Regions from separate parts of the Homo sapiens genome. Here region 2 is linked to region 1. A link is a loop called in an ENCODE intact Hi-C map of the cell type or tissue named here. Cell type or tissue: endothelial cell of umbilical vein. All regions are shown on one strand. Each heading gives the region's core, and the rest is flanking DNA. Links, peaks and the distances in the headings are about the cores only. Region 1 has its middle 29 kb from the start of CSNK1A1L. Region 2 has its middle 18 kb from the start of POSTN.

What was found. Hi-C counts contacts between places; a loop is a spot of excess contacts. Peaks named below come from ENCODE experiments on the same cell type or tissue, not always from the same donor. Only the 100,000 strongest peaks of a DNase experiment are listed, where the experiment ranks them.
Region 2: a loop joins it to region 1, with 7 times the contacts of the local background. A loop is called at or near these places in 1 of 110 quality-filtered maps.

Annotation. Positions count from the first base shown.
Region 1 is chr13:37,126,908-37,142,876 of GRCh38, forward strand. No RefSeq gene overlaps it. Among named protein-coding and RNA genes, the nearest start is that of CSNK1A1L, 29 kb to the left of the region's middle. In endothelial cell of umbilical vein, for the core only: no CTCF peak of the experiment used is centred there; a DNase peak (open chromatin) is centred at 7,754; H3K27ac peaks cover 2,948 bases.
Region 2 is chr13:37,608,834-37,624,802 of GRCh38, forward strand. No RefSeq gene overlaps it. Among named protein-coding and RNA genes, the nearest start is that of POSTN, 18 kb to the left of the region's middle. In endothelial cell of umbilical vein, for the core only: no CTCF peak of the experiment used is centred there; a DNase peak (open chromatin) is centred at 8,518; H3K27ac peaks cover 1,109 bases.

The sequences.
Region 1 (15,969 bases), core at 2,781-10,780:
TCTCATAAGTCCCTAGTCGTGTGAACTTTCCCTTATTTTCCTCAATAAATGTGTATTTGTATATATGTTTGTGTATGTTTGCTTTTTTCGTTCCCTCAGACAACTGAGAAATACTTTGTACTTCGCTATCCAGTATTTATATGTCTTACAGCACCTTTTCTCCTTGTATGTTAGTTTTTTCTTCAGTATCCTTAATTTTAAAGCTGTACTTCTCTTTTCTACTCAGTTGTCTTTCCTATCATTTAAAGCCATGAGATTGTTTGCTTTTCCTTCTCAGTGCATCCATCCCCCATACAAAGACTCTTTTATTTTCTTATTTATGGAAGTTTCTTGCCGTCACATTTTGGCATTCTTCCAGACAATAAGCAGTTATGTAGCATTGGCAAAAGTCCTGCATCTAGTTCTAAAGAGATGTAGCCCCACTGTGTATCTCAAATTTCCTCTTGACCTGACCTTTCTCTTTGCCCTGGCTTAACTTATCTGAGTTTGCTGGTGGTGCCAAGTTCCTTCTGCTTGTGAGCTGAATTAATGAAAAGGCATCAACATCAACTTCCCTTCCTGTAATACACACACACACACACACACACACACACACACACACACACCATCATCATCATCATCATTATCATCATCATCATAATCATATCGTTGGGGAAAGTTTTCATGTTGACTTTTTTGGGGGAGACGGTTATGAAGGTAGCATGAGGAAGGTGAGGGTAATAATAGAAATTCAGTAGATCTTGCAGGACAAATTGCCTGATTCAAATGGTGAGCTACTCTCATTATATTCAGAGTAGGCGACATAATGTATTCACTTCTTTCCTTTTCATGGGCAAGTTGTACTTGTGTAAACAGAGGGAGAATAGTACACATCTGTTCTGTTTCCAGTCCTATGATTCAGACTATTTTAAGTTGCCAAGAACCAGGAAAGTCTGGAGCCATTGTTTGCTGACATAGTCAATGGAGTTCAGTCGGGAAATAGGAGCAGCCAAATGTTCCCCAAAACGGAGGTGGTGTGGCTTCCACCAGCCCACCAATGTCAGCCAGCCTTACTTAAAACTTACTCAACTGCACAAAATTGCAGATGAAGTGAATAACCTAAGCTCATTTCTCTCATCATTACAATCTCCAAAACACTAAGTTTCTTTTAGCAACTCAGCACTGTATTAATTTCCTGCCAGGCAGAATACTTCTCTAGCCTTCTGTGGAGGTCTTTTTTTATTAGTCACCCATGGATTCCTTTTCCCATAGTGCTGCCTGGAATATTACCAACCTATGGTGAATTTAATTTTAACCATCATGTTACATTCTTTGCTTCCTCCTTTCCTTCCTTTTATTCAATACGTATTGAAGGTCTATTTGCTAAACACCATGGGAGGTACCAAGGATACAGTAGTGAAAATACAACACCAGGACGCTAGAGTCTAGGAGAGAAGAAATACTTTTAAAATGAGTGAATTATTACCATAATATGTCCTACAGAGGGGAAGTACAATATAATATAAGTATGTATACCAGGATGAACTAACCCACCTGTGGAAGTGACATTTAAAAGGAGACTTGGAGAGTGAGTAGAAATTACTGAGACAAAGGGTTTGAACGTAAGGGCAGAGCTCACGGGATCTTTGTCAGGCAGAGGGAATGGAATGTGCAAAGGTCCTAAGACCTAAAGGAACTAGGTGAATTTAAGAAATCTCCCAAAGGTGAATGAGGCCTGGACTCAGAGTGCATGGAGTGTCTGAGATGTTATGTTGAGGCCAGATGAACCAGAACCAGGACCTTGTAGTCAGGTTAACAGTTTAAAGTTTATCCTATTATAATAGGGTGAGTTTTAGGGTTTATCATGTTGCAGTAGGTTGCCTGTGAGATGAAATTAAAGAAAACAGACACAAGGCACACAGAGTTATTTATTTATTTATTTATTACAGGGTCTCACTCTGTCACCCAGACTGGGGTGCAGAGGCACAATCATGCTCACTGTAGCTTCGACCTCCTGGGCTCAAGTGATCCTCCTGCCTCAGCCCACTGAGTAGCTGGGACAATGGCTACTCTTGGGCTCAAGCCATCCTCCCACTGCGGCCTCCCAAAGTGCTGGGATTATAGGCGTGAGCCACTGTACCTGGCACAGACATTTAAAAGAGATAAACTGTTATTCTAATCTTGTCAGCAATTTTATTTGTAAAGTGAAACCATTACTTTATCTTCTTTGTTTCGGGAAGGTCTGTTTTTGTGTCTCAACAAGACAAATTGGAACCCACTCATCTAGGGTAAGTGTAACGGGAAACAATTTTGGTGGAGAATCACCTCATTCTTGCTCTCTGTAGAGGGCTATGCGGTGTCTCCTCAATAGCCACAGACCTGTGAAACTTAAAGACTAGAGAATGAGTTATCCCACTTTTGTAGGAGCTATGGGATCTTCTGGGAGGTAAAGAATTATAATCCCCCAAGGAGTTCAAAATTATTATTCTTTTTCTGATAGATGAGGGTAGATGAGGCCATCTCGTAGGAAAAAATGAAGTGCTTTCTTCCCCCTTCCTCTCCAAAGAGGCTATCAGTGATGTACAGTTAGGGTCTGGTTGTGAGAAAATGGAAGGCATTGTATGCATTCTGCATGTGGAGGGTTTCGATACAGGAAAACAGAGGCTTCATAACTGCTGGAAGAACTTCAGGAACAAAGGGCAAGAAAGCTGCACTGATGGATGTTTTCCTGCAGCTTTCCTTTTCTTCTGCCTTCTAGATCTCACGCAAATGCTTCTCATTAGCTGACCTGGAACCACAGAAGGAACTGGAGTCTGGAAATGTATTTCCTGGTTACTCTTATGTAATGCATGGGAGACCTCTGAAAAGGATGGCAGTGATGTCAAATTGACAATAGGACAATTCAGCACAGGTGATGACCCTGGTTTAACAGCAAAGCCTTGGCTGTTGTGAGGGGAAGAGGGTTCCCAGCGTAACAGACTGCTGTTCTGACAGTGTGGATATATCTTGAGGCATCTTGGCATTTGTCAGGTTGCTCCAGAAAAATGGAACGAATTAGATATGTAGATGCAGATATATTTATATACACACATGCAGATTTACTTAAGGAACTGGCTCATGTGATTATAGAGGGTTGGCAAGTCCAAAATCGGCAGGCGGAGTTGGCAGGCTGGAGACCCAGGGAAAAGCTGATGTTGCAGTTCAAGTCCGAGAGCTGTGTGCTGGCAGAATTCCCTCTTGCTAAAGGAGGTCAGTCTTTTGTTTTATTCAAGCCTTCAACAGATAGATGAGGCCCACTCACATTATGGAGGGCAATCTGCTTTACTCAAAGTCCACTGATTTAAATGCTAATCTCATCCAAAAACACCCTTACAGAAACATCCACGATAAAGTTTGACCAAATATTTGGGCACTGTGGCCTAGCCAATTTGCTTCATGTAATTAACCATCATACTTCTCCTTCCTTATTCATACCACTGCTAGATGGTGTTTTGAATTAAATTTTATATCAATATGCCTCAAGTGAAAAATTCATGGTCTTTTTATGTGTATATGGTTTAGTTCTGCCCTTTAAACCAAAGAATGTGATGATAATTATTTCTTTCCTTTCTCTTAGATTTTACGAGTAGAGACATCTCTTTAGGCCATATTTTCTTAATATTTCATCATTAATTTATTCATTTGTTCAGTCTTTCAACAAGTATTTATTGATGATTTAGGCACTGAGGATAACACAGTGATATGAATAAAAGATCAGGCCCAGGAAAAAGACCTTAAGCTAGAGAGCAACACAAGCGTTTTGCTGTAATTGTGAAAACAAATAAGGAAAATGCCAAGTGCAAAAGACATTAGATTTACAAGCCTTTAAGAGATGAGCCAAAATTTTAAAGAGGGATATTTTATGAGCAAATTCAATAAATGAAAATTTACAAGTTTTACAAATCACGATATCTGCAGGTATGTTCCTGAATAAAATTGAAGATGAGTTAGGACAGTTGTTTATTGAAACACTTTTTAATGTCAACTAATATGGTTTGTTTTGGAATCAAATGCCTTAGTAAAGAATACACACACCCTAACATATATTTAATGATTCTTTCACTGGGGCTCCAATTTCCTTTCTGATCTCAACACTATTGTCTTGCCAGCTGCTATACTTTTCAAGAAAGTAACTGGCATGGTTGATAGAGGATTACTACGTTGAGAGGTAGCTGAGATGGCAGTTACTAGCTTTATGACAGTGCACATTTCACAACATCATCACCAATGCTATGGGTGTTAATAAAATCAAACAAAACTGTGGTAGGTTGAATTCCAAGATGACTTCCAATGACCCTCACCTTCATCTAATCCTCTCCACGTTGAGTGTGGATGCAACTTGTGAATATAATGAGACATCCACTGCTGTGTTTATATTACATTCCATATAAAAACCTCCGGAAGGGAGGTTATATTGAGTGGGCCTGACCTAATCAGTTAAGCTCTGCAATAAAAGCCTTCTTTGGAGGATGCCAGAAGGGAAATCAGAGTTTTGAAGTAGCAGAGACATATCCTGGCTGGCCCTAAGGAGCATATCAGGAACATACCGTGTTAAGGGCTACTTGGCAGGGAACAGAAGGAGGTCTGTAAGAACTGGTTGACAACCACCAAGGAAACAGGGACCCAGTCACAAAACCTCCAGGAACTAAATTCTGCCAAGAATTAGAATGAGCTTGGAAGTAGATTGTTTTTCTCAGAGCCTCCAGATGAAAACTCAGCTCAACTGATACTTTGATTTCTGCCTGTGATACCCCGAGCAGAGAATCCAGCCACATGGTGCCAGACTTGTGACCAACAGAACTGTGGGCTAACAAATGGTGTTGTTTTAAGCTGCTAAGTTAGTGGGATTTGTTGTGCAGCAAAAGAAAACTAAGAGATAAACAAAAGCAAAACAACTTTTATCCTACTTCTCTTTCTTTGGGATGTGAAATTGTGCTGAGACTGGTCCTGGGGTACCCTCATCTTATTCAGCTTACACAGGGTAAAGGAAGGGCTCTGAGCTCAATGGCAAGGCCACATGGCTGACAGCAGAATCCCATGGTGCAAAGGCAATTTCTTTAGGAGAGGCCCACTGCAACCCTTGCAAAATCTAGGAACAGCCAAGAAGGGTATTTTCTCCATAATCTTTCTGAATGTGGTTGAGTATATTTGGGTTCCCTACTTTTTGTCATTTATATTTCTATGAACATGAGGTTTAGAATATTCAGCTAACTTATTAGTCAATCCAAGACTTGATATTATAGTACTTCCTGTTTGTCTGCTGTTTCACTTTGTGCAGATTCATTCATTACCCATGGTAATTCCAGAAATGGAAATTTCCAGAAATGGAAAATAAATGGAAAATTCCAGAAATGATCAATTCATAAGTTTTAAAATTGTGTGCCATTCTGGGTGGTGTGATGAAATTTCTTGCCATCATGTTCTGTTCCTTCCAGGGTAAGACTCCTGTCTTTATCCAGCACATTCATGCTGTAGACACCACCTGCCTGTGAGTCACTTAGTAGCAGTCTCAGTTATCAGATCGAAAAAGCATAGTATATTTAGGATTTTGTACTATCCTTGGTTTCAGAATCCACTGCAGGGAGTAGAATGTATCCCCTGCCGATAAGGGGAGACTATATACATCATGTTTTGACCCAAAGCAAATTCAAGTATGTGACTCAAATAATCACTTTGTAATGTTCAGTTCACAGTTGCTGAGTACTAATTCCATTTTCTTTTTCTTTTTTTTTTTTTTTTTTTGAGACAGGGTCTCACTTTGTTGCCTAGGCTGGATTGCTCAAGTGATCCTCCCACCTCAGCCTCTCAAGTAGCTGGGACTACAAGCGTATGCTAATTTTTGATTTCTTTTGTAGAGATGGGAGCTCACTGTCTTACCCAGGCTGGTCTTAAACTCCTGAGCTCAAGCAATTCTCCCACCTGGACCTCCCAGTGATGGGATTACAGATATGAGCCACTGTGCCTGGCTAATCCTATTTTTATTTTTATTTTTTGTGAAATATTTTGCTTTTTAATTGGTGGTACATAATTTTCAAAATCTTTTAATAAGTATACTATCGTAGTTTGAATAACCAGAATTATATTTATTTCAAGAAAGCTAGATCAAATAAAGAATCCAAATGTGTAAAGACTTCTTGAGAAAAATATAAAATGCAAATTTAGATTTGTACCTTATTCATTAATCGTGTAATTTAAAATGAAGTTGCTCTATTTTATTTTATTTTATTTTATTTTATTTTTTGAGACTGAGTCTTGCTCTGTTGCCAGGCTGGAGTGCAGTGGTGTGATCTCAGCTCGCTGCAACCTCCACCTCTCAGGTTCAAGTGATTCTCCTGCCCCAGCCTCTCAAGTAGCTGGGACTACAGGCACATGCCACCACGCCCAGCTAATTTCTGTATTTTTAGTAGAGATGGGATTTCACCATGTTGGCCAGGGTGGTCTCGATCTCTTGACCTCATGATCCGCCCACCTCGGCCTTCCAAAGTGTTGGGATTACAGGTGTGAGCTACTGCACCCGCCCTGCTCTCCTTTATTTTATCCTCTTGGGGGGATAAGGCCTTATGTCAAGGTTCATGGCTTGTCAAGTGGTGTATGGGCTGGATTCAACCTCCATTGATTCTCCTAGATGGGCCCTTTTGTGCAGAAAAGAACTGGTATGTAGCAGCACCAGTGGAGAGCCATTTGAGTAAATGTAAAACAAGCAGAGGATGAAGAGGAAGGCTTATGTTATGAAAGCTAAGGGCAATTCATACTTCCATGGAAAAGCAAGTCTACTCAAATTCTTTTCCAAGCCAAATGAAGTAGAATGATCATCAGGGTTTATAATAAGGTGTTGGAAATATGTACTTCAGAAGGAAATCAGAGTAAAATTGAAAGAGTAAAGATGGGTGGATGGGGTATATAGAGCAGGGGCAGGTGAACTTTTTGTTAAAGGGCCAGATAGTAAATATTTTAGGCTTTGTGGACCATATGGTCTCTGTTGAAACTATTAACCTCTGCTTGAAAGCAGCTGTAGAAAATATGTAAATGAATGGGTGTGGCTGTGTTCCAATAAAACTTTATTTACAAAAATGAGGTTGGGGTACAGGGGAGCATAGTTTGCAGTATAGATCACTGAGAAAAAAGGATTCTCTGAGGCATTTTGTTGGTGTGACTCTAATGCTGATGCAGAAAGAGCTCTAAATCTGAGTAACAAGTATTGGTAAATTATTCAACAGATACACTCCTTACAAGATGAAAAATAACATTGTTAACCAGTGTTCATTTATAGATCTACAAACATCAGGAATGGAAGTTTATTTGTCAGGCACATATTTCTCTGTTATATTCCCTGTAATATATACTCTGGAAGAAGAAAAAAAAGGGATGAATAGCCTATATTTCACATAAAATGTTACTCTTTAATCTTATCTTGCAGTGTCAAATTTAAACAATATATATAGATGTGTGTTATGATTCCTGGAGTCAAGGTGAATTGTATTCCTGTTCCTTCATAGCAACTAGCTATTATCAGGGCTGATGTTTCTTGGGGCTGGCCTCACTAATGGAACTCAGATGATTTACTCAGATAAGAAATTCTTTGGAGAAAACTCACTGTAAGCAAAATACTTGAAGAGATATGAGAAAGGGCAATAATTAGGCCATAAAAACAGACTTTATCTTTTCAATGGAAAAAAAACCCTCCAGGATCCCAGCAATTTACTCATTTCCTAAGTATCTGAATGTATTATTCCATAGCATAAGTAAAAAGGTATTTTGCTCTTTGAGAACAAATTGCCCTGAGTTATCAAACTTTCAAAGCTGGAAAAGAATCAGTCTTAGAAAAGATCCACGTTATTGTGTTTGTGTTTTAGTTTGTTCTCAAGATGAAGATAGACTGTTCCGCAAAGTCTTTACAAAGAATTATGTGAAATAGGTGGGCGCTGATAGTTTCTTGGGCAATTGGACATCTGAGCCTTAGCGTTTCATGCAGGGAGCAGAATTCCTTTGACCACATCAGCCCTCCCGCATTGTTTATTGCAGTCTGTAACCTCTCCTTACACCAAAGGGGAGACGTTTATGAAGGAGTTCACACAGCTGTTCTGATTTCTTAAGGCAACTAAAGGCCAGCTGGAATATTCACTGTAATACACTTTATTTTGCAAGATTTTTGCATTCTATTGAAAACTGGCAGTTAACAGACCTCAGAGAAAGAGTTTAGATTTTGATTGTCATTTACCACTGCTAGAAAGAAATTAAATTCTAATGGGGCCAGACCTTAATGAAAACACATTGATCTCCTCCATAGCACATTGATGAAAAGAAAGCTCAAAGATTTAAGAACTTTCTGAATTCTCTTGACTCTTTACTGCTAATTAGCACCATGACTGTTATTTAACAATGTATAAAGTATTTTGGTACCTGTTTTGACTTGTTTTTAATTATCTCTTTAATTTCCCATGGCACCTTTTAGTTCTGCACTTGTTGCTAACAAATATACAAAATGTGGACAATAGTGAATTTTTTATTTATAAAACAAAATTTTGTTTTTCTTAGGTTTGGAGTTCATTTCTGTGCAGTTAAAGATAGAAAGTAATTAGTAGCTTTCTTCTTCTAATGCCATTTTGAAATTTTATGAAAAAAGTATGCGATAGAAAATTGGTTTGGTAATGCAGTGGGTGAAATTCTGAATCCTACTCTCTTCGTGGAGCTAGATAGATTTTCCTACATTGGTTTTGGACATGGAGATGGTGTATTTCTATGAGGTTGGAGTCTAACAGTTACATCCATAATTTCCCTGTCTATGTGTTTTCTGGAACCAGCAACTTAGAAGACAGTGTACCATGAGAGAGCTAGTAGAGATGGAACTTATAAATATTCAATGACTTGGCTCTGCTTATCTTATTAGCTCTAATTTTGGCTTATTTTTATTTGAATATGATGAGAGAAAAGGGTGACTACAATGTGTCAGTGAGAGAGAGTTGTAATCTGATTGCTTACTTGAAAGACTTGGTTCTCAGTAGCATAGAGATTTGTTAGTGAAATAGTATGGTAGAGCATTAATTCAGGTCTGTGAGATTAATCTATTCCTTACTGAAGAATAAGGAAACTTAGCTAAACTAAAGCTTAGCTGCTCAACCTAAAGCTTAGCTGCTCCAAGTAAATCACTGATTAACATTAGATCTTGAGACTTAGGCCTATCTAGCACAAGATACTATAAATACAAGTTATTGTTATTTACTTTATAGTACAAATATTCAGTGTATCATGAATTCATATTGGTTAAGAGTTGAGAAGTCTTTCTTTTAAGATTTCTTCAGCCTATATGCTACTACAGAATGTTTTCTTTTCTTATTTTTTTCTTTTTTTCTTTTTTTGGTTCAGCAAAGGTGAATTCCTTTAGGCCCTGTGACTAACTTCTCTAGATCCAGAGATTATCTAATGAGTTCCTTAGAAAACGTTGGGACAAAATTAGTTAAAGACTTACTGAGTGACTAATGTAATCGTATCTCTAGGGAAATAAGCTGGCTCTTAATTTACTGGTTGTTTGCAAAAAGTTCTGGCAATGAACAGAAACTAGGATAAACAGCTATTATTAAGAAAAAAATTCATCAGGCACCTTGGATGTCCATATAAGACATAGAGAGGCCAGCTTTAAATGTTTCTTTTTTTTTTTTTTTTTCCAAAAGACATGACATTGCATCCTTGGCCATCGGTTGATAAAGTTCACCATTCGTATGCATGAAAATCTGATTTATAAAGTTTAAGATGTAGTCTGGACCTTTGTCCTGTAAAAGCTTTTAATGGTTTCTTTATGGAAGAGTAACTGAGAAAAGAAATCTCAGAATGTTTATTTATACCATGAGTTGTGGAAACATATATAACCAGGAAGGATATTATTGGAGGAAAAAAAACATAACATCAGCAGATTCATCTGTTTCAAATTTTGATGCATCAGGATAAATTTAATCTTTGCTCCAGAAGCATTTTAAATAGTCTTAGGATATTTTTTCCATCAGACATTTTTATATTTGTGCTGAGATAATGCTTCAAATGTTTCAACACAACAGAGAAATGCTGTGGAAAAAATGAACTGCGTCTTACTCTATTTCTAAACTCTAAATGATTTTAACTAATAGCCTTGACCAGAATTTTGTTTTCTTAAAATTTATCCCTTGCACTCATGTTGATTATTTGATACAATATTTCCCAGTATCATGAATATATGTGTTCTGTGTGTGTGTGTGTGCATCTGTGACTTAAGTGTGTGAATCAGGTCTTTTGCACCTTATGAGGTTTTTTGGTTTGTTTTTGAGATAGGCTCTCTGTCACCCAGAGCTGGAGTGCAGTGGCACAATCATAGCTCACTGAAGCCTCAGACTCTTGGCCTCAAGTGATCCTCCTGCTTTGACCACCCAACATAGGATTACAGGCATGAGCCACCACATCTGGCCTGTGAGTTTAATTTGGAACACAATTCCCATGTCTATCTTCAAGGCCTAGAATAATGGACATTGTGAATGTACCCATAGTTTACCTCAAGTGCTGGGACAGATTTGAAGTAGGTGAAGTTTATCTTCATTGAACCTTGTCTCTCTTGGAAGAAGTTTTGTCACATAGAAGTTCTGCCTCTGGCTTGGGAAGGCACGTGGGGCCACACAGAAGAGGACTGTCCTGGGACATTTGTATTTTGGAGAGTGGTTTCTGAATCCACTTTTATCTTTCTGTACTTCTCTCTGCTATTCTGAATTTCTCAATCTGTCTCTGTCTTTCTCTCCCTCCCTCTTATTGTGTGTATTTATTTTTTAGAGCATGTGACTTTTAATGCAAATACATACACAGAAAGAATATAAAATTCTCCCTTCATTCCTCCTCACCCTCCAATTCCTATTCCCCTCCCAGCACCACTGTTTACATTTTAGTGTGTGTCTTTTTAGTCCTTAACACATACATTAAATAAAGTACTTTGACTTCCAATTTCACTATTTTTCTCATTTCATAAATATTGTACTGTCTTATCTTCCCCCCAAAATTACCACTTTTAATATAAATATATTAATTTAATAACTGGAGGAGATACAGACCTTGGTATACAGAAGCATATTTTGAGTTTCAAATGTCTTCACTTGCTAGACTACTCATGTAAAGCTTTCGCTACATTTCGTGTTCTAGGGAACATGTGAAACACTTATAGTCGATTGAATGGTGTCCCCCTAGAAGGTATATCTATGTTCTAATTTCCGGAATCTGTCAGTGGCATCTTTTATGGAAAAAGAATCTTTGTAGATGGAACTGAGTTAAAGGTCTTGAGATGAGGAAATCACCCTGGGCTACCTGGGTGGGCCGTAAATCCAATGACAAGTATCTCTGTAAGATAGTCACTCAGAGAAGAATGCAAGGTGAAGACAGGCAGAGAATGGAGTGGTGTGGCCACAAGCCAAAAAAATCAGAGAATACTGGTGGCCCCTAGGGGATGGAAGAGGCAAGGAAGAATTTTCCCCTGGAGCCTCCAGAGGGAGTATGGCTCAGCTGACCTTTTGATTTTGAACTTCTGGCCTCCAGAACTGTGAGAGAATAAATTTATTGCTTTAAGCCACCTAGTTCATGGTATTTTGTAACAGCAGCTACAGGAAACTAATACAAACACCAAAAAAGCCAAAACACTATATTTCCACTATTTAGAAATAGAATAAAATAAAACAAAATTTGATTTAAAAAATTAATTCATAAAATTCACTCTTAAATAAGCACTACATAAGTTTTCTTCTTATAAAAAAAGTCCCAAGAATTGTAAGTCTACCAAGCTTCTATTTAAATGTCATATAATTACTTGACTAAAGCAGTAAAATGAAAAGATATGTTTCTGGATTACTAAGAAGGATTTATTAAATAGTAACAAGAAAATGCTGAATTAAACTTATCTAGGCCTTAAAGATAAACATTTGGAACTGAATTCCAATAAAACTCATAAAATGGGAGCAATTTATTATTAATAATAATATTTATATTTATACAATGTACATTTATAAAACACCACCTTAAGAATGACAATTCTGTCAAGTTTCTATTTGAGTCATTGCGTATTTACTTAACTAACAGCAGTAAGACAAAAAGAACAAAATCGAAATTACTTTAGAAGAGATACAAAAGAACATCTTCCTGTGGTCCTGGATTTCAGAAGGCTGGGTCAGTTTTGGAGATGACTCATTACTATTTTCAGTGTTGGGACAGAAGATGGGGGATGAAAATTACTTGGTGGAGAGGATTCTTGGGAAGGTCCATACTGGCTTCCCAGGGGAGGAAGAGAGACAGAAGATCTTCTTCTTAGCAGTTATCCCCTGGCATCCTCTGCGGCATCTGACCTCTGAATGGAGAATGAAATGGAGGTCCTGAGTCTGGGCCAGCTGTGTTTTGTTCAGGTGGGAGCATTGAATCAAGCATGTGTAAATGACCTAGATTATCTGTGATGCCATTTTTATTGGATTCCATTTCAGAAGATGAACAAACTTTGTGATATCAAAGGAAAGCTTAATAAAACTTACAAGTTCTGCTGGTCCTGAGACTGGCAGTACATGCAGCACCAGGGCAAGCTCTGTATTGCATTTGTAGGGGAATTGCTGGATCAAGATACAGTTGGCTGGATGGAGGAATTCTTTTCCTGTGATTCTGCTCCTATGAGGGTGGTGTCCTTGGATCATTGAGCCATCTCTGTTGTATTAGTTTGCTAGGACTGCCATAACAAAGTACCACAAACTACGTGGCTTCAACAACAGAAATTTATTTTCTTACAGTTCTGGAGGCTACAAGTCCAAGGTCAGGGTGACAGCAGGTTTGGTTTCCCCTGAGGCCTCTCTCCTCAGCTTGTAGATGGCCACTGTCTTGCTGTGTCCTCACGTGGTCTCTCTTCTGCATGCATGCATCCTGATGTCTCTCTGTTGCAATTTCTTCTTGTAAAGAAGAGATTGGATTAGGGATCACTCTAATGGCCTCCTTTTAACTTAATCCCCTCTTTAAGTTAAAGGCCCTGTCTCCAAATTTCGCCACATTCTGAAGTACTGGGGATTAGGGCTTCAACATACGGATTTTAGGGAAATAGAATTCAGGCTATAACACCAGCCTAATGCTCCATTTAATACTCCCTCTTCTTGAGAGATTTGGTAATCCAGAGAATTCCCTAGATTTAGATTCATAGAGAGATGATTATTCATTTCTGTTCAGCACTGAGGCTCAAGATAAACAATTTTCTTCTTGCTCTCAGAGATGGCAAGTGTAGTAGATGCTGTAGTGCCTGCCCAGATTCCTTAGGCCCTTTCACTTCTGTGTTTTCTGGTTGACTTCAACTACCGGTATTGGATGAGGGCTCTCCACACTGAAGAAGACTTTTTTCTTTTTTTTTTTTTAAGATGAATATTTCTTTCTTTTTTTTTTTGTAATACTTTAAGTTCTAGGGTACATGTGCACAATGTGCAGGTTTGTTACATATGTATACATGTGCCATGTTGGTGCGCTGCACCCATTAACTCGTCATTTACATTAGGTATACCTCCTAATGCTATCCCTCCCTCCTTCCCCCACCCCACGACAGGCCCTGGTGTGTGATGTTCCTCACCCTGTGTCCAAGTGTTCTCATTGTTCAAGTCTCACCTCTGAGTGAGAACATGCAGTGTTTGGTTTTTTGTCCTTGCGATAGTTTGCTGAGAATGATGGTTTCCAGCTTCATCCATGTCCCTACAAAAGACATGAACTCATCATTTTTTATGGATGCATAGTATTCCATGGTGTATATGTGCCACATTTTCTTAATCCAGTCTATCATTGATGGACATTTGGGTTGGTTCCAAGTCTTTGCTATTGTGAATAGTGCAGCAATGAACATACGTGTGCATGTGTCTTTATAGCAGCATGATTTATAATCCTTTTGTTTTATACCCAGTAATGGGATGGCTGGGTCAAATGGTATTAGTTCTAGATCCTTGAGGAATCGCTACACTGTCTTCCACAATAGTTGAACTAGTTTACCGTTCCACCAACAGTGCAAAAGTGTTCCTATTTCTCCACATCCTCTCCAGCACCTGTTGTTTCCTGACTTTTTAATGATCGCCATTCTAACTGGTGTGAGATGGTATCTCATTGTGGTTTTGATTTGCATTTCTCTGATGGCCAGTGATGATGAGCATTTTTTCATGTGTCTGTTGGCTGCATAAATGTCTGAAGAAGACTTTTTTCCTTGTGAGTATGGCAGGTTGGCCACGCTGGGGATTAATGACTCTTGGGAGTGTCTTTCAACCAATGACTGAGAGAAATTGGTGTCTAACTATCCCAGTTTCTTTGGCTTTCAGACAAGATGATTCTGAGTCATATACTTTATATCATTTCCCAGATATTCTCCAAGGGATTAAGCTCCAGTTATCCAACATGCTATTTTGTTTGATAATGTACCCTTCATTGACTATCTTCCCTTTTCTGCCTCAGATTCTCCCTCCTCTCCATTGTTTATTGTACCTCCCAAATAAATATTTTTCATTTGAATTATTTTCTCTGGGTCTGCTTGTTTTAGGGAGGAGGATAATCTAAACTAAGGCAATTAATATTAGAAGTTGTTCTAGGAAGCAGATCTTCAAGGTGGATTCTAGAATAGAAGCACTTGACATTCAGATTGCAACAAAGACCCATTGTTAGCACTAAGAGGGGTGGTGATCGGCTCTGGCGTATTGTAGCATTATAATCATTGAGACTCTTATTGTGGTGAATTAGGTTGGGCTGAGGTGAAAGGGTGTGCACTATCTCATGCAATATCTCTAGAATCTGAGAGATGGGGTGATATGGTTAGGCTTTGTGCTCCCACCCAAATCTCATCTCCAATTGTAGTTCCCATAATTCCCACATATCATGGGGAAGGACCAGGTATGAGGTAATTGAATCATGGAGGCAGTTTCCCGCTGTGCTGTTCTCATGATAGTGAGTGAGTTCTCATGAGATCTGATGGTTTTATAAGGGAGTTTTCCCTTCTTTGCTCTTCATTTCTCTCTCCTGTTGCCATGTTAAGAAGGACATGTTTGCTTCCCCTTCCACCATGATTGTAAGTTTCCTGAGGCTTCCCCAGCCATGCAAAACTGTGAGCCAATTAAATCTCTTTCCTTTATAAATTACCCAGTCTCAGGTATTTCTTCACAGCAGTGTGAGAACAGACTAATACATAGGATATTGGTAATTACAAAGACTATAGATTTGGTCAGTTGCTATTAAATGACATTGATGTGTTGAAGAAAGAAAACCACTCAAACTAACCAGCCAAGAACCCAGGAAATTATGTAAAAGTCACAAAATCTTTTTGGCAATATTTAAGGAAGCTCCCATCTTCTAAAGCTGGAGAATGGATTGCACTGAAAATCAAGCCTGGCATCAGATTGTGAGAGTAGTAGAATTACCAAGAAGCCTAAGAGATAGTCCTGGCAAGTCTCTTTCTAAAATTACAGACCTGATAGGAAAAGAATGGGACTCTGATATCTAGAATGAATTGATTTGAGAATCTTAAAATCTTTCCAGATCTCCATGAACTTTTGGACTTGCATAAATGGCCTACTGAATTTCCCTGATTTCCTTGAACTCCTGGGCCTGCAGAAGTTACCAATCCCTCTTACCAGAGGATAGCAGTCACTTTCACTCCCAACCCTGCCTTGCCTGGATATGATGCAGAGGACTCACCTAAGGCAGATATTTTGCAAGATAATGTGCTTGCAGATATACTTACTTCAAGATTTGCTTCAACCTCCCCTCTTAGTATCTAGGCTTAATGTGAGCATGGCCCAACTGGGGAAGCTGATAGGTGCACTTGTGATTGGGAATGGGACACTTACATCTATTAGAGCATCTCCCTCACACAATACTCAGTAATTACATATTAGTTAACACAACATCCTGGCCCAACTAGGGAAGCACTGTCTCTGATTTGGGAGGAAAGAGACTATTCAG
Region 2 (15,969 bases), core at 3,868-11,867, 480 kb after region 1:
GAAAGGACTTTTAGTAATAAAGAAAATTTAGAAAATATTAGAAAATAATTTAGAAAAACTGGATGATTTTAGCATTTAGTAATATGAAGTATCACATTGCAGATTTAAATGTCTGACCTCTAGTGGTTGCAACTTCTTTTTGCAACTGTGAACTCAAAATATTGTGATTGATAATGTTTAAGTTAATTGTCAGTTAAACTATTTAAGAAAAGGGATAAGTAATATTTATAAACGCCACTTACCATTTGTGTGCTTTCCATTCCTTCTAGTAGATCCAGATTTCTTGGTATCATTTTGCTCAGCTTGAAGAATTTCCTTTTGCATTTCTTACAAAGAGAGTTTCTAGTGACACATTTTCTCAGCTTTTACTTATTTTTGTTTCATCTAATTTTTAGAAGAATATTTTCTATTCAAGAAAATTCTAGGTTGACTTTTTCTTGTTGGCAGTTATTATAAGTTTTTTTCTTTTATTTTCTGGATTGCAATGTTTCTGATAAAAGTTGACTCTCTTGTCATTTTCCTCTGAATACAATGTATCTTTATTCCTATGGATTTCTTTTCCATCTCTGGTTTGGGCAGTTTGTCTGTGGTGTGCTGAGATATGGATCTCTTCATATTTATCTTGATTGGGACTTGTGGAGATTCTTGGAACTATTACATAAACTGATGTCATGAAAATTACAAATACATTTCCCTGGCTTCAAACCTTGGGGCTTTTGTACTCTGTAATTTCTCAGAGAAAAATAATAGTGATACTACAATGGCATTTACAGGCTTTTCAAGGCCCTGACAGGGTGTGTACAGGTCAAGGAATTTACAGAGATGTGACTTTTTCTTGTGAAATGGGTATTCATGTAAAAGCGGCTGGAGATTGTTTTTTAAGTTTCAGGTGATTTAAAACCAGAGCCAGTTGTGAAAGCAATTTGAGGGACTAAACTAAGAGTCGACTTTCAATTTGAATATCAACCACACTCAAAAAGACATAGGGACCCAGTTTTCTTTGTTTTGATCTAAATCGCCATGGGGAAAAAAAAAAGGAAAAGAACTTCATTCCCTGGTCTTACAAAAACCAAAACTAGAGCACTCACTTTAAGTCTGAGGGCTGGGAAAATTAACCATGACACCAAGTATACTAATTTAATTTGTCCATGTCCATGCCCTGATGTGGAACTCAAAAAGGCCATTGACAATCAGAAAAATCAAACAGCCTAAACTAGAGAAAATTTGATATGAAAAGATGGAGTAAATAATTAATTACATAGGAATTATCACTAATAAATTCTGTTGTGTACATGTCAGTGGCTCTTCCAACATCTATAATAACTACTGATAAGTAAAAGAGTCAACCTAGAATTTTTCTTGAATAGAAAAGATTCTTCTAAAAATTAGATGAAGCAAAAATAAATAAAAACTGAGAGAATGCATCATTAGTGACTAACGGAAATTCTTCAGACTCAGCAAAATGACAACAGGAAATCTGGACTTACTAGTAAGAGTGGAAAGCACAGAAATGGTAAATAGTAGGTTTTTTTGTTTTTTATTTTGTTTGTTTTTTGTTTTTTGAGATGGAGTCTTGCTCTGTCGCCCAGGCTGGAGTGCAGTGGTGCAATCTTGGCTCACTGCAACCTCTGCCTCCTGTGTTCAAGCAATTCCCCTGCCTCAGCCTCCTGAGTAGCTGGGACTATAGGCACGCGTCACAACACCTGGCTAATTTTTTTGTATTTTAGTAGAGACGGGGTTTCACCATGTTGGCCAGGATGGTCTTGATCTCCTGACCTCGTGATCTGCCCGCCTCAGCCTCCTAAAGTGCTGGGATTATAGGCATGTGGCACCGTGCTCGGCCTCTCCTGTGATTTATTTTCAAAATCCTTCCATTTTAAATTCTGGAACAACTATTTATTTACTTATTTCATGGTAAAAAGTATTAGTTTTAAATAATCACCTTCTACTTTGAAAATAATTATGAACAGTTTTCCATACCTGAAACCTTGGTTCTCTCCTGAGAAAACCACGTCTCCATGTAGCCCTGACTTGTGGTTGTGGTTTACTGTCCAGATTCCATGTATCTGGAGAGCAAGAGGGGAGGATGGAAGCTGAATCTTTTTATACTTTCAGTATGCCTTTCCCAAAGTGCTGGGATTACAGGTGAGAGCCACCACACCCATCTAATAGTAGGTGTTTATAAAATACTGCTTATTCCTTTTCTTAAACAGTTTCAAAGACAAACCACCATTAATCACAATATTTAGAATTGATGACTATAAGTAAAAGTAAAATTACAGACATCACAAATGATGTAGGATTAATGGATGTTTACTATTGATTAAACTTAATAATTGTAGGGACTTTATACTTACATAGGGAAGAAAATGTTTTTTACCATCATCCAGCTAATTTGGACTCTAATGTATTGTTATAGGAATTGTCTACATCACTGGTTGTCAAATCTAACTGCACATTAGGATGGTCGGAAAGAGCTTTTAAAAATACAGATAGCCATGCAAGGCCATCAATCAAGAAAAAAATCAGTACTTCCCCAGGAAACAAAAACCAGACAGGACTTGGAACCATTGGTTTAGGTAATCATGACAAAAAGTGTATCAGTTGGAGTTTGTTGTTTCTTTTCACTTATTTCTATTCATTTCTCCAAACAAATGCTTTCAGCTACTGTTTTTTTTTTAGCACGTAAAAATCTCCGGAGGAGATAAAATATTTAGAACTCAAGATAAAGACTGTGTTTTTAAAGGTTAATTCAAAATGAAGCAATTAGATTAGATTATTCTTAGGATCTTTTTTTTTTTCAATTCAAGCAGTGTTTTCTAATTTCACACAACTGAAACGTATGAAAGTGAGATGGACAATGTTTGGAGTTAGCCTATGGAATGGTGTTCCTCCAAGTCATCAAATCTACAGCATAGAAAGGGTAAAAGCCTGGGTTGAAAAATTCCTACTGAGTAGATTCTCAGAGACCAGCAGAGACACTCTTCTTCATCCTTCTAACATCTTCCAACTACTTGATGATGGCTGAAATTCCACTCTATGGAAGACATTATTTTAAAGAATTTCATCTGTTAAGGTACACCTTTCCTGAAAAGTAGTAGTAACTCTTTAATCTGTCATCAGCTGTTTATTTTTTAAGGTTAAAATGAGTTTATGGTCCTCCTGTCTGAGATCAGATTCTGCTAGAAAAAGCTACGGAAAACCCTGAGCAAACTTGTTTTAAAGTTTGTACCATGGGGTCTTTCCCTTAGCAAAGATTATTTTATCCTTAATTCTCTTCTTTCATTTTTCTCTATGATCTTTCTATCTGATCATTCTTTCACAGATACTTATACATTCCCATTAACGTTTAAAGGGAAGTTTGGATCTTAGCAAAAGTAAAAAGACTTAAAAAAATTAACAATTAAAGACATGAGGCCAAGAGAGAGACAGTGCTGTATATTTTAAAGAGGCTGTTACTTTGGCAATCAGACGGCTTGGGCTGAACCCTGAACTTTCCAGTCATCAGCTGTGAGATCATTGGGAAATAGCTTGACTTCCCCTTGCCTCAATTTCCTTAGCTGAATAATCAGCTAACAATATCTGTCCGTTCAATTCCTCAGACATGTTTTAAGACTTATTTATGAAGGAGGAGAGAGGTTTTAAGTAAATGTCCAAATGGAATAAATCTCATATCTTGTCAAAGTTGACAGAACTGAGTATCACTATAGAAATTACAAAATTTGTATTGATTTATGTCAAGTTAGGCCTTTAAAAGTCACTAAGCAATACCCACTTTTCAGTCTTTATAGGAATAATGATTGACCTCAAGAAACTGTTGTACGATAACACCAAAAATAACAGTGCTAACACCCAGAGTTATTTTTTGTTGAAGATGGAGTGGGCTGTGTGCAAAACTGTGTTTTAAACTACAAAGCGGAGAGAGGAAGGAAATATAAAGTTATAGGATTAAGACACCTCTGTGGGGAGAAAACCATGTAGAGGTACCTGCTCAAACTATTCAGAAAATGAACTCTGGGGAGATAATGGAACTTCTCTAAATTAAAATGAAAAAGGACATATCTAAAATATTACTCAAATGTATAAGGATGATATACAATAACTTTCCATATATCAAACTCTTGGCCTCAAATGATCCACCTGCCTTGGCCTCCTATAGTGCTGGGATTACAGGTGTGAGCCATTATACCTGGCCTTAAATTGAACTTTCAAAATCCCTTTTTAGTATTTTCTCTAGAAAGGTGCAAGATCTTTTGTTGTTATTTTTGTTTTTTGATTGTTTATGTTTGGCTGCCAGAAGACACAGAAAGTTGCTACCGACAAAAGTAAAGAGCATCTTACAGAGTTTCAGTTCTGCTGATATGTCCTGAAAAAGCAACTATGGCTTTGTACCCTTATTACCATGTACAAATGCACTGTCCAAAAAGGAGTTTTGGATTCTTTTGCATAGTGACTTCAAGGGTAAACCTTTACATAACTTCATTATGAGGTTGCGCGAAATTATAGCTTAGGGTTTCTGCTTATAGTCTTTGCACATCTTATCTATATGCTACTGGGGCTTATAGAGAGAAAAGTAATCCTATGACTATGTCAAGATCAGTGTTGCTATTCCTGTTGGGGATCATGTTACCATAGTAATATATTCCCTGAGGCTTAGAAAAGACTTATTTTGCTTAAGTGCTATTTTTATTTTATTCAAAATGAAGTAGAGATAAAATCATAAAAAGGTTTTTCTGTTGCCCTTAGATTTAATGCCGATTTCAAGCAGAAGGATAAAGAGTAATCAATGCATATCTGTTTAGCAACTTTCTTTTATCTATGTGCTGGCTTCTCAGGCCAGCGTTATGATGTGAATGATGAGGAGAATGGAAATTAGTTTCTGTGTTTATTTTATTTTCCCTTTTGATTTGTGGTTTTTCTGCAAAGGAGGAGGATCAACTCCACTCCTCAAAATTTGGAATGAATTTCAAGACTGATGATGCCAGGCATATGTAAAGAAAGTCTAGAGATTTACTACTCTCTTAATAACGCCTTCTCTAGAGAGCAGGATGGGCTCCCAGGAAGGTTCAAATGTGGCTTGACAGATCAGGAGGAGAGGGACTGACTTAGGCTTTTATAGGAGTTAAAGTCCTTGGTCTAGGTGAGGGGTCTTGCACAAGAGTGTGGGTTTGCTTGGTTTGAGCTTCCCACCAGTGCTGAAAAAGGGAGTGTGTGTGGGCTTTCCTAATGGCTTGTCTAGATGTGAGGTGAGAGAGGAAAAGGAGTGGGGCTTGAAAGCTGTTAGAGGTCAGATATCGAAAATAGACCACTCACCATTTTTTAATAACACCTTTATTATCGAAGCAGATTGTAAAGACATGAGTGAAATTTTTGTATACAAATATACATACAAATATGTACAGGTGTGTTTATGTATACATGTGAATTCAGATATCAATAAAATAAAATGACAACTTTTACTCGCTAGAGGTCCCATGCATCATTGGAATGGTTACTATGGAGCTGTCCTGGGATACTCTTCTATAGCAATAGTGAAGACAGGTGAGGAATAACCTAATTTTGAGCAGCACGTCCTCCTTTCCTACTCTTTTTCCTGCCCCTCCTTCCTTTTTCTTAGTGGAATTTGTGGATGGGAGGTAATGATATTCTTTAGTTCATGGAATATTATCAGTATAGAAAAGTTAAGCCTCCTCACTTGTTCTATTTCATTATTATTTTCTTTTTTCTATAAAACTCACTGCACAAGGCGTTTCTCTTCTTCCTATAGAAACTCAGTTGATTGTAAATACATGTGTGTGGTAGAAAAAAATGTATTTTTCTGTGTGCATATTATGAGTTTACACAAATAATATTTTGCTATAGATAATGCATATTTTACTCAATATTACACATTAAAATTTATCCATGTAGCTATATGCAGATTGTTTAATATGTCAGACTGCTGCATAACATCCAAATATATGCTTTCGGAACATTGTAGATATCCGATCCCTTAGTGATAGATGGCTAGAAATCTGTTCTGTATCCTGTGCTCTTTCTATAATGTCCTGAACTACCATTATGTCCCCAATCCTCCACTTAAAAGTAAACGCATTTTTTTCTCCAAGGATCGTGTGTGTGTGTGTGTGTGTGTGCATGCACTACATTCTAGCATCCTTCAACCTCTCTCTTGCTTATGTGGCATCTGTAAGTTGAGTTTAGGTAAGAGAGCCACTAGCCCAGGTTTGTTTATTATAGTTTTTTGTATCTCAACGCACTGTGAAACACTTAATTTCATTTCATTAACTACATTTTATTGATAAGGCAACTAAACTCTTGGTGAAAGTAAGTTACAGCAAATCCTATGTGATGAATTGTGAAGTAAAACTAAACTCTTAGGACCTCTTACAGTGCATTACCTTAGTCAAAATAAGTCTTTAACAACTGAATTGTGACAAATTCAGCTCAATTTTTTATTACAGTCACTAGTGCTTAGTAGCACCCTGAAGAAGTTCTACGAAGAGACTGAATACTATAAATTATTATTACAAATTCACTTTCAAACTCTCTGAACTTGACTTGGCATGAATGCCGTGCCTATTATACCACTACATAGTCTATACACATGGTTTAAATACAGCTAAAAGGTGTTGCCCTACCACAGGATGACATCATGTTCTGAAGAATGCCAATTAAATCTCATGTAGTATGATAGGCCTATAGAGGATTCTCTAAAATATAGCATTTAATCAGTAGTAGATGCCATTCAGTAGCACAATTCCTCAAGGCTGGTGCTGTGATATAACTTGTGATGCTGGCTTAGGAATCCAGAAGTTTAGATTCCTGTGTTGCTTTTATCTCTAACTTGCGATGCAGCCTTTTAAATATAGTTTTACTTCACTGAACCTCATTTGAAATTAGACTGCTAGAATAGATTATTTTAAAGATGCCCTCCAACTTGAAATTCTATGTTTATAACACACTGTTAATTTAAATAAAATAACAACTCTCAAATATTCCTCTGAATAAGGAATGTAAAAAATTGTTTATATCTTCATTCATGATGGTACAAGATGAAAGTACCAATGGTTATTTTTGGATAAATATTTTTATAAATGATTATGCCTTTTAGATGTATACCAATTAAAATATTATGACTGCATAATAATATATTAAGTAAGATAATCAATTATGATGACAGCATTTTTAGAGATGATAAATTCTAAAATTTATCACTATTACTTCTCTCTGGGTTAAAGAAACAATTTCTGATGCAGGGAACAAGTTTTATGATAACAGAAAACAAACAGAAAGTTACTAGCTAAGCAGTTTCACAGAAGTCTCCATATGGGAGGAACAAACAAGATTGATATTGACTTAGCATCTATTAGGTGAGATTCATTGAACTAGTTGTAAGAGTGAAAGTGGCCTGTCTCCACTGAAGCTGCAGTGGAAGAAGAATCATCTAATCATTTATACATTTCTGAGATTCCTTTCAATAGGGGCATTCTCAAATGTAAACCCTGGGTTCTCATGAACAATCATGGACAGAAGAGGGCAGAACTGAAAAACTCAAAGCATGAAATATGTAGAAGAAAAATGGCAAAGAGTTTGTTTTTAATAGCATACAGTATGTGATCTTCTTCTATAACATTCAAGCATTTGTTATTGAAACAAAGAATTTGTGTCTCCGCATAGTTCTACTGGCTCTGTGATGTTGGCAACTTTTTAACCATTGTGAAAATCAGTTTCATCATCTTTATGATGGGAATAATAACATATTATTTAGAAAGTATTAGAGTCAGTATTTGTAAAAAATCTACAGTACCTGAATAATATTTTGTAGCTTTTCTTATATTTAGTGTTAATGTCTGCTATAGGGAATTAATAAACAGGGAGAGTAGAAACTCTTAAGTGCATTAGAGTATGTTTATACTATCAGCTGAGTTTGTTGTTGATGTGGTTAGGCTTTGTATCCCCACTCAAATCTCATCATAAATTATAATCCTCATAATCCTTATAATCCCCATGTGTCAAAGGAGAGACCAGGTGGAAGTAATTGGACCATTGGGGGCATTTTCCCCCATGCTGTTCTCCTGATAGTGACTGAGTTCTCAGGAGATCTGATGGTTTTATAAAGTGCTGTTCCCCTTTTGCTCAGCACTTCTCCTACCTGCCACCTTGTAAAGAAGGTGCCTTGGTTCTGCTTTGTCTTCTGCCATGATTGTAAGTTTCCTGAGGTCTCCCAGCCATGCTGAACTGTCAGTCAATTAAACCTCTTCCCTTTATAAATTTCCTAGTCTCAGGCAGTTCTTTACAGTAGTGTGAAAATGGACTAATATAGTTGCCAACGTAGAAATTTCCCCCATTGGGAAAAAATACCTTAGATAGTTGCCTCTGGATTTGGAACCAGACTGTGGTTACTTCCTGCCTATGACATAGTCTCACACGCACCAGTGCACAAACTCACACATAGCTATGTTTTCAAAGGTCAAAATCAGTTTGAAGTTATCCTTCTGCCACTCTGTTCCTGATTGAAACTCATAATTCTTCCTCCTATACTCATGAGTAAAGGGCTTGGAACTTGCATTCCTCACATTTTTTCAAGTCTCCTGGTCTCTTCTGTAGAGCAATTCCTTCACAGATGTCATCTGCTTCTTAACAGAGGGTGAGAGGTTGGAAATAAATAGATTGCTGTTGCAATAGCTTATGCTAGAAGAGTTAAAACTGTGTCAATTGCCATTATTTTTCTACTTGAGTCAAGTCAAAAGAGCATTCTGATACGAGGAAAAAGCCAGCATTGCTCCTGAGAACTAGTGACCCACGTGGGTGAGAGGATAACAGCAGAGAGTAGTGTCCCTATTTGTTCTCTTTTTACCAGCCAATAGCCAATTCTGTTCAACAGCTAAAATCACCCATCCCAGGATGTTGCAAGATACAATATTCATCTTATTTTAGAGGCAGGCAAAGGACTGTGTATCAAAAATTTCATAGCAAATCTTAAAAATGTGGTACTTGGAAAAACAACATTTATGTTTGCTCTCAGCTAAACTGTATGCAACTAACCTTTGTAAAACATCACATTATGACAATAGAATCTGCTTTGACTCTATATTGCTGTAATTGCTTCTTTTTTCCCTGCACGCAAAGCTAATTTTGGCTTCCATAGTTTTTGACTTTTTACTTGATGCAATTATATACATCACTGACCCAATAATCAAATGATAGAAACCTTTATCAGAGTCTACAATGATTATTGTTGGTGGGGACATGAATCAATGGAATACAGCACAGATAAGAAAGACAGACAGACAGATGTGAAAAATTAGGGTAGGCACAGCTGGTTAAGACTGTTCTGCCTTTATCAGCTGAAAACACAAGATTCAAAAACATCTTTAATAAAAAATGCACATACTGTCACATCATATTCCAGTTTTATTTCGTAGATAACTACCTAAGCTAATTTCAGGATGGATTTCTTTAGACTTTTATGGTGTCTGTACACGTAGATGCTCTGTAAAGGCAGAAAGCAATAAAAGAAAAATCTTTTTTGTTTGTTTTTATAAACAAACAATGGTTCTCTGACAGGTTCTCTAATGTGAGAGGAAACAATTAATTATGATAGTAATTGTATGTTTAAGAGACAATAGCTTAGTATTTCTAATTTCCTCGTAATTTTATTTTTAGTATAATATAATAGGTAAGTGCAAACAATGTAACTCCAGCTAGCTGAAACATGAGGATCTGTAAAAAAGAAAGAACACCGTATCTCTCAATTTACCATGACTGAAAGAACCAGCCCAAATAGATTGTTCAGAAAGTCAGCTTGCATTATAAATGAAGCTCAGTGTATTCTGCCTTTCTTTTCTCTCTTACTGTCAAAGACTATGATATAACCAAAACAACATGAGCTTCAGAATTTAAAATATCCAAGTTCAAATGCCAGCTCCACTAGCTTTTAGCTGTGAGTCACTTGCAGAAATTACGTAAACTCTCTTTTAAGTGAAATGGGAATGAAGTTTATCAGATTGAATTCTTATGAAAATTATGCTGAGGTAAAGTGTTTATTCTAAGAGGAGTTAATTTTTCTTCTGTCTTCATCCTCCTACCCCCCATTACCTTTTGACTTTTATCTTCTTTTCCTCCTTCCTTTTGAAGTGAGATACTTAATGTTAAAATCTATCACATTCCACAAACATGTCATTTGACTTTGGGTATAATACTAACTTTTCTCAATCTTTTTTCTTCACTGAGAAAACTGTGAAACTGTAAACTATTAATAAACTTTATGAGTTACATTAAATAAAATATGTCTGAAAATCTCTCAAATGAATGTTCAAAAAAGTACTTCTTTGTTAAATTTTCTATGAAATTTATAATTTTAGGTAACCACTGAGTTTATAGACATTTTATTATTCCTATTTCTTTGACTTGATAGAGGAAATCAGAATGGCAGGTGAAATGGTAGTATGAGAAAAATTTCAAAAACTTTATTCAAAAATATTTGTTAGGTATACACTAAAACCCCAGGACTTTTATAGACACTGCAAATATAATCATAAACAAGATGGGTAAATCTCCTGCCCTTCTAGAGAATATTTCAGAGAGAGAGGCAGAAAATACACAGAGAAGCAACACATAAGTTTCTGGTTAAGAAAAATGTTAGATAGTCTGATGATTTTTAAATACTGTCATAAAAATTGAGAGCTGGAAATTACCTTTAACAACCTTGTAGGCCGGGCGCGGTGGCTCACGCCTGTAATCCCAGCACTTTGGGAGGCCGAGGCGGGCGGATCACGAGGTCAGGAGATCGAGACCATCCCGGCTAAAATGGTGAAACCCCGTCTCTACTAAAAATACAAAAAATTAGCCGGGCTTAGTGGCGGGCGCCTGTAGTCCCAGCTACTTGGGAGGCTGAGGCAGGAGAATGGCGTGAACCCGGGAGGCGGAGCTTGCAGTGAGCCGAGATCCCGCCACTGCACTCCAGCCTGGGTGACAGAGCGAGACTCCGTCTCAAAAAAAAAAAAAAAAAAAAAAAAAAAAAAAAAAAAACAACCTTGTATAAAAATTACAGTGGATTCCTTATCTTCTCCTGAATAAACTTTTGTCATACTTTAGCAAATCTCGATTTTTTCTTTCTTAGTTTTAAGCAATAATTCTCAAGCTACTGTTGATTTCACTTACTGTTTTTATTCAACAAATGAATAAATCTATCGCTACTTAGGACTCCTGGTTAGAATCATAATCTCTAATTAAAAACCCATCACATGCCATCTCACCTGGGTTAAGATTCCCTCGGAAACACAATCAAAATTGAGATTGATTTTTCCCAGACAGAAAAGTAATAAAAATAATGTTTCCACTTTCTCCCCAAGTGCACCAAGAATGTGACAAACCAAGTATTTTGGTAAACCTTGAAACACACCAGACTACTCTGTTTTATATCTTTGTTATATGGTTAATTACCCTTAATGTTATTTTTCCAGTCATCTATTTTTCCTGTGATTTCTTTCTTTCTTTTTTTTTTTTTTTCTGAGACGGAATCTCGCTCTGTCCCAGGCTAGAGTGCGATTGCGTGATCTTGGCTCACTTCAACCTCTGCTTCCCGAGTTCAAGCTATTCTCATGTCTTAGCCTCCCAGACAGCTGGGATTACAGGCACCCACCACCATGCCTGGCTAATTTTTATATTTTTAGTAGAGACAGGGTTTTACCATGGTTGGCCAGGCTGGTCCTGAACTCTTGACCTCATGATCTGCCCACCTCAGTCTCCCAAAGTGCTGGGATTATAGGCATGAGGCACCGTGCCGGCCCTCTCCTATGATTTCTTTTCAAAATCTTTCCATTTTAAATTCTGGAACAACTATTTATTTGCTTATTTCATGGTAAAAACTATTAGTTTTAAATAATCACCTTCTACTTTGAAAATAATTTTGAACAGTTTTCCATACCTGAAACCTTGGTTCTCTCCTGAGAAAACCACCTCCCCATGTAGCCCTGACTTGTGGTTGTGGTTTATTGTCCAGATTCCACGTATCTGGAGAGCAGGAAGATGGAAGCTGAATCTTTTTATATTTTCAATATGCCTTTCACCGTATTGCTCTTCTACCCTGTAAATCTAATGTTAACTTACTCTAATCTATGTTGTTCTTCTTTATTTCTGCTGTTCCCCAAGAAATTCTATCTTTATATTATTTGACCTCTTGAAGCTCTGTCAATGTAAGCTACTTTCTCTTGAGAGAGTTTTCTTTCTTGCATTTCAATATTTTCTACTATCTCACTGGCTACAGTTACCTAGATTGTTTGGTTATTTCCTTTCACATTGTTTATTCCTTGAACTACACATCCACCCAGGCTACAGACCTGAGTATTCTACTTGACTTCTCCATTTTTCTTAGCTAACCATCAGCTTGAGTTGGTCTTTCAAATCAAGCACTAGGATATACATAAGTTTAATTGGCACATGTAAACTTCAGAATTGTATATAAGCTTACTTGATATTATTTGTGATCCTCTTAATTTTGTGTGTGTTTAGTAACTACTTGAACTGACAGTCCTCTCCAAAGACTCATGTTGAAACTTAATCCCACGTGTGGCAGTATTTAGGGATGGGGCCCTTAAGAGGTGATTGGATCATGAGGACTTTGCCCTCATGAATGGGTTAATCCATTTATGAATCAATAGGTTAATGGGTTATCATGGGAATGAAACTGGTGGCTACATAAGAAGGGGGAGAGCAACCTGAGCTAGCACACACAGCCCTCTCACCATGTGATACCTTGCGCTGTCTCAGAATCCCCACCAGCAAAAAGGCTCTCGCCAGATGCAACCCCTTGACCTTGGACTTCTCAGCTTCCATAATTGTAAGAAATAAATTCATTTTACTTATAAATTACACAGTTTCAGGTATTCTACTATAAGTAGCATAAAATGGACTGAGATAATAAACTTTGGTAGGTCTGCAATATAATGTGTACAATGAGATTTGGCAATAATACTAATATCTGTGGCTCTTAGACTAGCAAACTTGCCTAGGGATGCACACATGTGTACTGGTTGAGAAATACCAGCTGGTTGCATGCCAGGAGGTCTCACAAGCTGGCCTCCCTTGATGAATGACCCTTAATTCAGGGTCTGGCTCTTTGCCTGCAGGCTCTGAAATCTAACTTTGTCAGCATCTGTAGTATGGCCTCATCTCTTACAGACTCAAGTTTGTTAAATGCAGGAGGCTGTTTTCTGCAGTCAGGATGACCACTTCTTATTTCCCTAGTTATTGCTAGCACACAAACCAGACTACATGTTCAACATCACCAGTGCATTTGTTCCATGAGTAAGGCTATAATCGGTACTTAGAATCAGAAAATTAGTTTTTAGTCATGGTATCAGTGGCATCCAGCTAATATATCTTCATTTATTTCCACAACTGCGTCAGCTACAACCATAGGACCTGAATGATTTAAGTCTATTGGCTAAGAATGCTTCCAAGGAAGTATTTGAGTGGACAATGCCATCGGCTTCTCTAACATTCCTTTCCCTTTTTCTAATGGCATTTTTACCAATTGTGGTTATCCCTCCATCCTGACAGACTTTCATTGTTTAGCTACATTGACACATTAGGCCAGATTGAGCCTGTGGCTCCTCCAGCTTCTTTAAGGTGACTTGCCATTTTATGTGATCCCAGTTGTATGAGAAGAAACTCATATATGACTTAATCCTAAAATCTTTGGCATTCCTTAGTGTTATCCTAATATAATGAAAAAAAATCATGCACACATAATTCTTTATACTTAACACAATAATTTTATTTCTTCATGTTTTAAATCATAATGATAACTGAGCTTCTTGGTCCAGAATAGTAAGTAGCTATTTTCCCATTATATAAATGAGCCAGTAGAGACATTAGGATAAAGATAGAAATTGAAGTTTTTGCTTCCAAGTCCAATAGTCAAAGCAAAAAATTCTGGCCAAAATATTTGGGCTTAGGGATGCCTTTGGCTAGTTTCACTCATTAAACATGATTACAGCCAAGTTCCTTCCCAATTTAGTGAGATTATACGTATTTGGAATATTTGTATCCATGATTAGCCTGACTTCTTCAAAAACATTTATTTATCTTTAAATTGCTGTTGATAGGGACAAGAAACAGCAAATGAGGCCGGGTGCAGTGGGTCACACCTGTGGCCCCAGCACTTTGGGAGGCCAAGGCTGGTGGATCACAAGGTCAGGAGATTGAGACCATCCTGGTCAACATAGTGAAATCCCCTCTCTACTAAAAATACAAAAATTAGCTGGGCATGGTGGTGCGTGCCTGTAGTCCCAGCTACTCAGGAGGCTGAGGCGGGAGAATTGCTTGAACCCGGGAGGCGGAGGTTACAGTGAGCTGAGATCACACCACTGTACTTCAGCCTGGTGACAGAGGGAGAGTCCATCTCAAAAAAGAAAAAAAAAAATGAGTAAGGCCTTGTCAGGAGCTCAATTCTTATCCTTTTTCCCCTAATGGTTGTGGATGTAGAGTTGTGCTCATTACCATCTTCCTACTCAATTTTTTTTTTCTCATCCATAGTGAAATCTTAATCTTCAAATATCATGAACCTAGTTTTTCCACACAGGCCAGCCCATCTTTGCCTTTTCCTCTCACGCTTTCAACTAATGTAACCAATTAGTCTGGCTATGGTCTAGTTTAAGGAAGTAATTTGAACACGAATCCTCCAAAGTGGCTACATTTGTTCTTTCTACTGTCACATATAAGAGTGATGAAGTGCATTGATTTTAAAAGCTGGTGAAATTTGGGGGCATAGTTCCATGTCAGTAAAAAAAAATCCATGACTAAGTAGATTAAAATTATGAATAAGAAAAATAGCAACACGTATTTAAATCTACTTCCTATGCCTCATTGCTCATTAATCAGTGAAATTATCAGTAGATATTTATAAGTGAGGTATCTTATATTGGTTACTTAATGTATAACAACCTAGAGCATATATATACAGAAAATCCAAAACAGTTTAAAAGTTTCTTCTCATCTGAGGTCAGGAGTTCGAGACCAGCCTGGCCAACATGGCGAAACCACATCTCTACTAAAAATACAAAAATTATCCAGGCATGGTGGTGGGTGCCTGTAATCCCAGCTACTCAGGAGGCTGAGGCAGGAGAATCGCTTGAACCCAGGGGCAGAGTTTACAGTGAGTTGAGATCGCACCACTTCACTCCCGCCTGGACGAAACAGCGAGAGTCTGTCTCACCCAAAAAAAAAAAAGAAAAAAAAGAACCCCTGGGAAGTTTGTGTATACATTATGCTGTGCTGAAATGGGTAATAAATCCATAAATGGAATATTACTTGGACATAAAGAGAAAGGAAATACTAATACAGGTTACGACATGAATGAAACTTGAAAACATTATGTTCTGAAAGAAGCCAGTCACAAAATACCACATATATGATTCTATTCATATAAAAATTCAGAACAGGAAATCTATAGAGACAGAAAAGTTAGTGTTTTCTTGGGGATGGAGGTGGGTGGGAGTGGGAGCACAGGGTGGTGATAGATGAAAAGTACAGGGTTTCTTTTTGAGGCAATGAAAATGTAAAATGGACTGTGGTGATGATTACATATATCTATGAATATACTAAAACCATTGAATTATACACTTTAAGTAGGGAAATTGTATAGTATGTGGATTATATCTCAATGAAGCTGTTTAAAATGATGTTTAATCTTTAGATGCTTAAGAATGGCCAGAAAATTCACTACAATTGAGTATAAAACATACTTAGTTTTTAAACATAACATATAAAACTTGTTAGAATTGTAGTCACTTGTTTTGCTTTAGAAAAATTTATTCCCCATTTATCATCTACAGACTGGAAATCAGGTTATTCCACACCATTGAGTGAAATCCCCAAAAAGCTCCTTTTCAGAATTAAAAGAACTCACTTCTCTTTCATTTTGACATGCAAATGTGAGGATTATTTCCTCATCTCATTCTGTCT